Linked DNA regions of Homo sapiens: region 2 is linked to region 1. Evidence: read pairs that join two places in POLR2A ChIA-PET (ENCODE). Cell type or tissue: IMR-90. All regions are shown on one strand. Links, peaks and the distances in the headings refer to the core of each region. The heading gives the core; the rest is flanking DNA.

What was found. Peaks named below come from ENCODE experiments on the same cell type or tissue, not always from the same donor. Only the 100,000 strongest peaks of a DNase experiment are listed, where the experiment ranks them.
Region 2: POLR2A ChIA-PET joins it to region 1 with 10 read pairs; 1 of 35 experiments calls an interaction of 5 or more read pairs at or near these places.

The regions. Positions count from the first base shown.
Region 1 is chr9:15,722,123-15,726,122 of GRCh38, forward strand. CCDC171 (coiled-coil domain containing 171) reads left to right here. Exons shown (of 26, transcript NM_173550.4): 13 at 1,559-1,624; 14 at 2,654-2,854. Among named protein-coding and RNA genes, the nearest start is that of CCDC171, 170 kb to the left of the region's middle. In IMR-90, for the core only: no CTCF peak of the experiment used is centred there; a DNase peak (open chromatin) is centred at 2,089.
Region 2 is chr9:16,365,162-16,370,489 of GRCh38, forward strand. No RefSeq gene overlaps it. Among named protein-coding and RNA genes, the nearest start is that of LINC03041, 92 kb to the left of the region's middle. In IMR-90, for the core only: no CTCF peak of the experiment used is centred there; DNase peaks (open chromatin) are centred at 2,900 and 3,460; H3K27ac peaks cover 1,418 bases.

The DNA.
Region 1 (4,000 bases), core at 1-4,000:
ATCTTCATAATTTATCTGTTTTAACTTAATGAAAAACACTATGCAAGTAGTTTAAGTTAATATGTACTGTATTTAAATGTCAGTGTGTTTTTATGACATTTGGTATAGCTACTGGAAATTTAGATTTTGTCAGTGTTTTAGGTTAAGATTTCTACAAACTGTGGAAGTCTTAATAAAAAAGAGAGAAATTAGTTTTCATTCTCTAAAGGCAGTAAAGTGTTGTTAGAAGTTTTTAAAAAACAAATATCTGTTTGATGTAGCCTGGGAGCTTTTAGTTTGCTGATTGAAAAAGCTCATGCTTCTATTTATCATCCCATTTGTATTGTTTAATGTGTGGGTTGATAATTTTCTTGGGTATTAAAATGTTTTATGAATTTGTGCTTTAAGAATTGAAGAGTTTGTCTAGTTACATCTTGTCAAATTAGCATATGAAGTAATTACATTAAATACAATTAGTTAGCAAAGCAACAAACAGATTGTTAGAGTCAAAGACAAGTCACATAGCATGGAATTTGGAGTTTATCCTTGTGTGTATCTCTTTCTTTCATATAATATAAATGCCATAAAACGGTTACATTTCACATTTCATATGCGGCTTATTTTATTTTAGCTTGCTAAGATGAACAAAGAAGGAAAAGTGAGTCTTTTTAATACCCTCGGTAATTGTTCAAAAGGCATAAAAGAAAATGACCATCGAAATAATTAAATTTCTATGAGGAACAAATATTACGAAGTCTTTCCCAGTGAGACAAGACAACCTGTATTGTTAGTAGTTTATGAAACTCTTCTGAGGCCTAGGTCTGGAAGCTGCAGGGTAACTAGGAACATATTACCCACAGCGAATTGTTATTTGGGAGGATGAATGTCACATGATCCTCAGCACAGTTGAAAAGTCGACTCAGCAGGCTTTGGCTTAGTAATGCGCTTTGTTGTGAACCAGTGCCAGAGACAGCAGTGGGGAGACCAAGGGGGTGGCTGCAAAGAAAGCAAAAAGAGCAGTCTGACAGAAAGAAGAATGAACTGTCAAAGAAAATAAATCACAAGCGGTGCAGGACCAACTGATGACCTGCCACAAGCCTTCCCAGTAGGACTGCATGTGACCGACCCTGAAGTTGTCATATGGAGTGAGAGACCAGTGAATATCCTCATGATGTATAGAAAGAACAGTCTTCTGCTCTGTTCTTTTTTATTTACTTATAGATGCCCCTGCTTCTGGCATTTTGGTCCAGTAGGATTTTAAGAATAAAGTTGTATTTGTTTACAATAAGAATGAAATCCTTTATCTGGACGTGTGGTAAAAATATAGTAACATAAGTGATATTTTAAGCTTGAATGCTTTCTTTTCTTTTTAGCCACATGAACTTGTGACAGAAGCTATATAGCATTTAACCAAAAGAAATAATTTTTTAAAGACTCTTAATTACTATTGAAAAATTTGTATTTAAGTAATTGCATAAAAAGCACTTAAAGATTAACTTTTGAGTTACCCATCCTTGAAAAATGTAAAAAAGTTACTTATATTTTCTTTCATCAGCTAAACAGCATGAATGATGTTAAGGAAAAGGCATGTAATGAACTTGATTCTACGAAACAGAAGATAGACTCTCACACTAAAAATATAAAGGTATTATTTAGAATAACTTTTACCTTTTGTATTAAGAAACAAATATAGTTATCTAGGGAATATTTTAAAGTAGAGATATTGAGGTACCTGAAAATATGTATTTCTATTTTTTAAAGTATGTATGGGTAGAATTTTAATTTTTTCTTGTTGATTAAGAGTAACAAGAATGTTTTTTTCATTTAAAAAATTAAAACCTGATTGGAAATTATTTTGGTTAAAGGAAAATTTATTTCCCAGATTTAATTATAATACCTTATGAGATTCAAATAATTATTTAAGATGAAATGTCCAGCCTTAGGTACGTACTAAACATATTTTACATAAGCACATCATATTTGGAGTCAGTTTTCATCATTTTAAGGTGGAGCCATTGTTTTCAGTACATCATGTCTGTTAATGGGCTGAGACCACACCTGGCTAAGGCCCAGGACTATAGTTTATTTTAGTTTCTGTGCTGGTTTTATGTACTACATCTTTGCAAAATTATGCTGAGTCAACTCTCAGAAGTTTCCCAGTATTGCTGGAATTTCATTATGTTGTTTCATGTTGGGTTTGTCCTGGACACACTTCAAAAGAATTTGTTAGGTTTAAGGAATAAACAGTTCAGCAAAATTTTGTGCCACATATTTGAGATTTCTATAAGTGGTTGGGATGTCATTGGAAAGTAAATGTTCTTATGTTAAATGTAAGATATTTATTTTAAAATATTTTAAAATTTTTGAACTACAACGTTGTTTTAAAAAAATAGGTTGAAAGGAAACTCCCTTGGAAGAACTTTTTGGAATAAGCCATCATATTAACATTTTATGTAAATGTTTAAACATAACAAATGTTCTAATTTTTGAGCTGAGATATTATATTTAGAAAATACATTCAGTAAAATATTTTAATGTAAACAAATGCTTGCCTGCCTTTGTGATTCTTTCATTTTAAAGCTTTGAAAATGTTCAATATGTGTTTTATACTAGTGTCCCCTCACCCCTTGTTGGCTGGCCTTTCTACAATCTCTTTATTTGGTATCTATGACAGGAACTTCAGGATAAACTGGCTGATGTTAATAAAGAGTTAAGTCATTTACACACTAAATGTGCAGACCGAGAGGCTTTAATAAGCACTTTAAAAGTGGAACTACAAAATGTGCTGCACTGTTGGGAGAAAGAAAAGGCTCAGGCAGCCCAGTCTGAAAGTGAACTGCAGAAGCTTTCCCAGGCTTTCCATAAGGATGCAGAGGTATTACCTGAGACTCAATGACTGTCAGGAAGGGCCTTTCACTAATCTCAGTGTTATACATCAAGTGACTATTTTTACTTGTATTTAATTAAGAAAATTGTTCTGAGCAGAGTATTTTGAAATGTTTGTGACAGCTACAAAATCACTCCATTACTCTTGTGTCATTCTCTTTTGTGAGAGAAGTACTATAACTTGCACAACTAATTTTTTTTGTTTATCATGTGTACAACTATCTTTTTGGACTTTTAGAATATTGTAACTCAAGTAACTATGCTCCTAACAGTCCTTTCAAGGTTCCTGTTTGCCAATGACAAAATTATTTTTATTTCAGTAGCTTGGTAGATTGATGGTGGAAAGAATAAATATTTTATAATCAGATAGACCTGAACTTGGATGCTAATACTTCTGTTTATAAATGATGTGGCTGTGGACAAGCTATATAGCTTAGCCTCTCCACATCTTCGTTTCCTTATTTATTTTTTTTCTTTTTTGAGACAAAGTCTTGCTCTGTTGCCTAGGCTGGAGTGCAGTGGTGCGATCTGGGCTCATTGCAACCTCCACCTCCCAGGTTCAAGCGATTCTCCTGCCCCAGCCTCCTGAGTAGCTGGGATTACAGGTGTCCACCACCATGCCTGGCTAATTTTTGTATTTTTAGTAGAGATGGGGTTTCACCATGTTAGCCAGGCTGGTCTCGAACTCCTGACCTCAGGTGATCTGCCCACCTTGGCCTCCTAAAGTACTGGGATTACAGGCCTGAGCCACTGTGCCTGGCCTAGTTTCCTTATTTGTAAAACAGTAATAATATCTACTTTAAGAGATAGCCTCCTAACTCTGTATAATTATAGGATGTTAATAAAAATTTAGAAAAATAAGAGTCCCATAAAATTAAAACTTTTCATTTAGAAACCCTGGAGAGTTGCCTACCCATTTATGTTTATTAATGACTTATAAAAATATTATGACACAAATTTCATATTTTGTTTAAGCCTCTGTGAATGGAATTATCTTCTAGTTCTTTTTACCCTATGGGTTATAGAGCTAGTCTAGCTAGTGGAACTGGTTTATCTAAGTCATCCTGCATATTGAGTTCATTACTCCAACAAATATGAACATGAATGCCAAGAGAGTAAAAAGGAAACATTCTTT
Region 2 (5,328 bases), core at 825-4,824, 640 kb after region 1:
CCTCTGCCTACCAAATCCCTCCTGCCTGTCCTCCACTGGCCACCCTCACAGCTTTCCCCACAGTGCAGACGCTTCCTTCCTTCCTTCCTTCCTAACGTAACCGCCCAGTGGTTCACCTTGTCCACAGCCTAGACAGAGCCGATTTAGCAAGACAGGGCAATGGCAATAGAGAAAGAGTAATTCTCACAGAGCTGGCTGTACAGGAGACTGGAGTTTTATTATTACTCAGTCTTGAAGAAAACTCTGGGATTGGGGGTTTTAAGGACAATTTGGTGGGTGGGGGCCAGTGAGTCCAGAGTGTTGATTGGGTCCGAGATGAAATCACAGGGAGTCAAAGCTGTCCTCTTGCACTTGAGCCAGTTCCTGGGTAGGGGCCATATGACTAGATGAGCCAGTTTATCCATCTGGGCGGTGCCAGCTGGTCCACCAAGTGCACGGTCTGCTAAACATCTTAGGCGCTGGTATCAGGTTTTATAATAATGATGTTATTCCCCAAGAGCAATTTGGGGAGGGTCAGAATCTTGTAGCCTCCAGCTGCATGACTCCCAAACCATAATTTCTAATCTTGCGGCCAATTTGTTAGTCCTGCAAAGGCAGACTAGTCCCTAGGCAGGAACGTTTGTTTTGGGAAAGGGCTGTTATGGCCTTTGTTTCAAAGTTAAACTATACAATAAGTTTCTCCCAAAGTTAGTTGGATTACAACGCCCAGGAATGAACAAGGGCAGCTTGGAGGTTCAAAGCAAGATGGAGTTGATTAGGTCAGATCTCTTTCATTGTCATCATTTTCTTAGTTATAATTTTGCAAGAGTGATTTCACTAGCTCTTGAGAGAATTTTCTCCTGGGCTCTTCTTGGCCCACTGTCAGTCTTCCCTCTCTCCTGCTCCTCTGTTCACTTCCATTTGAAGCAAACGTGCAGCATTCACACCCGGTTTGAAGAGTTTCGCCTTGACCCCATTGACCTATTTGGCCTGCATCCTATCACATTATTTCCTTTTCAGTTCCAAGCCTTTGGATCTAGAAGTGGGTATCTCTTGCCTCTCCCTCCTTCTCTCCCATTCTCTCCCTAAACGCTTCTCTCCAATTGCTTTTTCACCTCATGGATCTATTGAAGATGCTCTCCCAAAGGTCTTCAGAAAAGCATGAGCCTCCAAACCAAATGACCATTTCTTAATCCTTAACCTTCCAGACCTTTCAGAAGCAGGTGCCCCCAGTGAACACATGCTCCTCCCACAAACCTCTCCTCTCTGGGCTTGCCTGGTGTCCCCCTTCCCCAGCCCTCTGACCTCACCAACTGCCAACTGCTTTCTGTCTAAGTTCTTCTTGAGCTTATTCCAAGGCCAGGATCCTTTTCTTCAGGGATCACAAGTCAAAACTCAATGATCTTCTCTAGGCCAGTGACTCTCCAATCTGGAGCTGCTTCCAGCACATTTCTACTTTGCATCTGATAACCAGATCAAACCAACAAGTTTCAAACTCAATGACTTGGCACCAGCCCAGTTGGCTTTCTCTCCTAACATCTGCATTTCTCTCAGGGGTCCATGGTTTTTTAGTAACTTCAACTTGCAATGCAGATTCACCAATGTCCCATGCCCCCTCTTTGATTTCCAGGTCCTCAAGATTTATAGACTCATCTAAGGATTTCTTTCCCTTTCCCTCTATCCTCACAGCCACCCATCTAAGGCTTCCATATTTATTCCTGTAGGATAACAAACTGACTTCTTTTCTCTCTAGACTGTCTCCAAATGTGCCCCATTTAGATACAAATTCTGCCTTTGGTAACTATGGGATTATTTCAAGCATTTAGGTCTCATCTCCTCAAGATTATAAACACTCGGAGGACAGGGACAGAATGACCTTCCTTCAGCCATCCCAGCACAGTGTCATGTCCACCATAGACACACAAGTACTTTGGAAATACCCACATAATGAATTGGCATTAGCTGGGGCCTGAGACATGTCCTCTATAGTGATTGTTTCCTGGACAGTGATCATGACTGGTCTGCCCCATCCACGCCAATCACTCTCTCCTTATCCCTGGCAGCAATGGTTCTACCCCTTCCAGTCAACTTCCCAACTCTGACCACTACCCAATGACCTTTGCTTAGTCTCTGTACTCCCCAATTTCTCTTAGCACCAATGTCGGGTGGGTGGTACAGACCTTGGTGGGCTTGAGGGAGTGTGCACTACTTAGCACTACTATCTTGCCACTTGGTCTAAACATCTTTCAGTGTAGTCTGTGGTCCTTTATTTAGATGCAGAATTTTTTTTTTTTTTTTTTTTTTTTTTTTTTGAGACAGAGTTTCACTCTTTTTGTCCAGGCTGGAGTGCAATGGCACAATCTCGGCTCACCACAATCTCCGCCTCCTGGGTTCAAGCAATTCTCCTGCCTCAGCCTCCCAAGGAGCTGGGATTACAGACATGCACCACCACGCCTGGCTAATTTTGTATTTTTAGCAGAGACGGGGTTTCTCCATGTTGGTCAGGATGGTCTTGAACTCCCGACCTGAGGTGATCCGTCCACCTTGGCCTCCCAAAGTGCTGGGATTACAAGTGTGAGCCACTGCACTTAGCGGAGATGCAGAAACTTTCTAAAGGCAGGGACTACACTGATTTTGCCAGCCCTGAATGGCGAGGTGTATGTGTTAAGCCTGGTGAGCATCTGCAGGGCCCACAAGCCAACACTGGTGCTGAGTATTCCCTAGGCAATCCGAAGTTCTCTACGCAAAATACCAATATTTTACATTTTTCTGAATGTGTCTTTTTTTAAATAGGAAAAAAAAATCACTTTCATAAGAAAAAAGTCAAAGTTGGAAAGTTCTTAGTTTTGCTACCATTAGCTAAAAAAAGACTGATTAAAGACAAATGCGCCCATGAGTCAACTGGGAGGTGATTAAGCAGTCAAGCTCCATGCCCTTAGGGGGGTCATTACCTTGAAGAATGCAGCAGCCTCTGCAACTCCTATAATGGTATATACTGACTGCATCTGTTTTCGAAATCCTTTCCCTTAAGGACCAGGCACACTCCCTCAAGCCCACCAAGCTCTGCACCACCCACCCAACACTGGTGATCAAGGCTATCACCTCTGGGCTACACAGAAAGCCTGACATCAGGATCCTACTTGACCCCACAGTGGTAGACAATGAGACCAAATCTGACGGGACCAAACATTCACAGAGGGTGAAAACACAGGTGTTAGTAGCTTCAAAGGAGGCTACAGACTACAGACAAAGAGCCCAGCAGGTGCCACCCATGGTAGATGATTGAGAGGACCCCGATGCCTCACAAGCAACAGGCAGTGTGGCTGGATGGGACTCCTGCTCTGACAGCAGGGTTGGCGACCGAGGGACTTTAGGGAAATTATTTGTCCATGAGTCTCGGTTTCCTCATCTAAAAAATATTTACCTTGCAGGGCTGTTATAAGGATGAGATCATGTCAAACAGGATTTGAGTGCTTACTTTGTGCCAGGCACAATTCCAAGTATTTACATCCATTAAGTCATTTAGTCCTCTCAACAAACCTCTGAGACAAGTATTCTTATTATCCCCATTTTACACTGGAAGAAACTGAGAAGCAAACTGGTAACTTGCCCAAGGTCACCCAGCTAGTAGCTGGTAACTGACCCATAAAGCCATAATCAGAGTGAAGCCACCACTCCAAAAGTTTTGAGTCAAAAGAGGAGCCCAGTTTGGAGGGAATGACAGCAGCTGGATATCTGTGAGGGGCCCACAGTCTACAAAGAGTGCACAGTCCGGCAAAGACCAGCCCTTGAACAGTCAACAAATGTGGCTGCTTTTTCCTTCCTCCTAATATGTGTGTGTCTGCTTATGTGTGTGTGGGCGTGTGTGAGCATGTGCATTTATGTGGGCATGTTTGTGTGTGAGTGTGATTCTGAGTGTGTTTGCAAGTGTGTGTTCACGTGTGCATGTGTGAGAGTGTGTGTGTAATGGGAATGGTGGGGCTCAGGGATGGGGTGACACCGTCTGATCATCTTTGGTTTCTCCATATCTCCTGCCCTATGCGCCTCTGCTGTCAGATGCACACGGGTGACCAGAGCCTTAAGAAAAAGTGTGCTTGATCCCTGACTCCGCATCTCACTGCCACCCCATTTCTTTGCCACCTAACTAGCTCCATGTTATCTGTTTTATGCTTTGGCAGCTCCGGTTATGTAAAAAATCACCTGTGGATGCAGATTCTTCACAAAATCTGCTGTAAGGATCATTTTGACCAACCAGACTTTTAAGAAGTATTGGGAAGCAAATAGTTTGAGGCAATAGATTCTGGTAAAGACCTAACTTTAGTAATAAAGTAGACATTTCTACCCACCCAGTAAACACTTTGGAAGTGCTTATTACGTGCTAAGATTCAAAGCTGTCAGGGCTGTCCCAGCTCTCCAGTGGCTCACAACCCAGGGGGAGGACTGACAGGAAAGAGCCACAGGGAGGCAGAGATAAAATCAGTGCTGGGGACACCAATGGAGGGATGCAGAAGCTCACTCCACCAAAGCAGCCCTGAAATTGCTAACACCTGGTGCGAGCACCTGCTTCTCCAGCCGCCCTGCTAGAAATAATCCCACAGCGACCTCACTTACCTGAGCCTTCCAGAAGTTCTCCACTTGAGCTTTCACAGGATTGACCAAATTTGTTACTTTGAATCCCTAATGCCAATGCAGAGAGTGAAAAGCCTGACATCCAACCTTTTACTTATGTGTTCCCCCATCAGTGTGCTGGAATCTGTATCGGATTTGTTACTCTAGACACACAGAGCATGAGACGCAGTAGTAAATGGTCACTGAGGTTTCCTTCTGTTTAAGGCAACTGTGAGGGCTGAGGGACCAGGACCATCTTTCTCCCCTGGGATCAGTTTGAAAATGATGAGCTGAGGAGTCAAAGTTCCCTTCAGGCTGGAGAAGCTGGGAATGGGTGGGGTAGGGAGTCTTTTGTACTTTATTTCCTCCTGCTTTTTTTGTTTTTTTGACACAGTATCTCACTCTATTCCCCAGGCTGGAGTGCAGCTCCACAATCACAGCTCATGGCAGCCTCAATCTCCCAGGCTCAAGCGATCCTACCACCTCGGCCTCCCAAGTAGCTGGGACTACAGGCACGCACCACCACACCTGGCTAATATCTCCTCTTGCCTTTTTAATACCCCACCAAAGGTCTGTTTCCTATACCAGCACACTCAGTCATCAGGCACCAACTTTGCAGACTGCTGAGTGAGTCTTTGATTTGCAGATTTAGGAGGTTGAAAATTTGGGTCCTTCTCAGGATAGATCAAAATTGAATTCCCTCTGGACACAGGGCTGAGCCCAGCACGGACGAATTTTCTT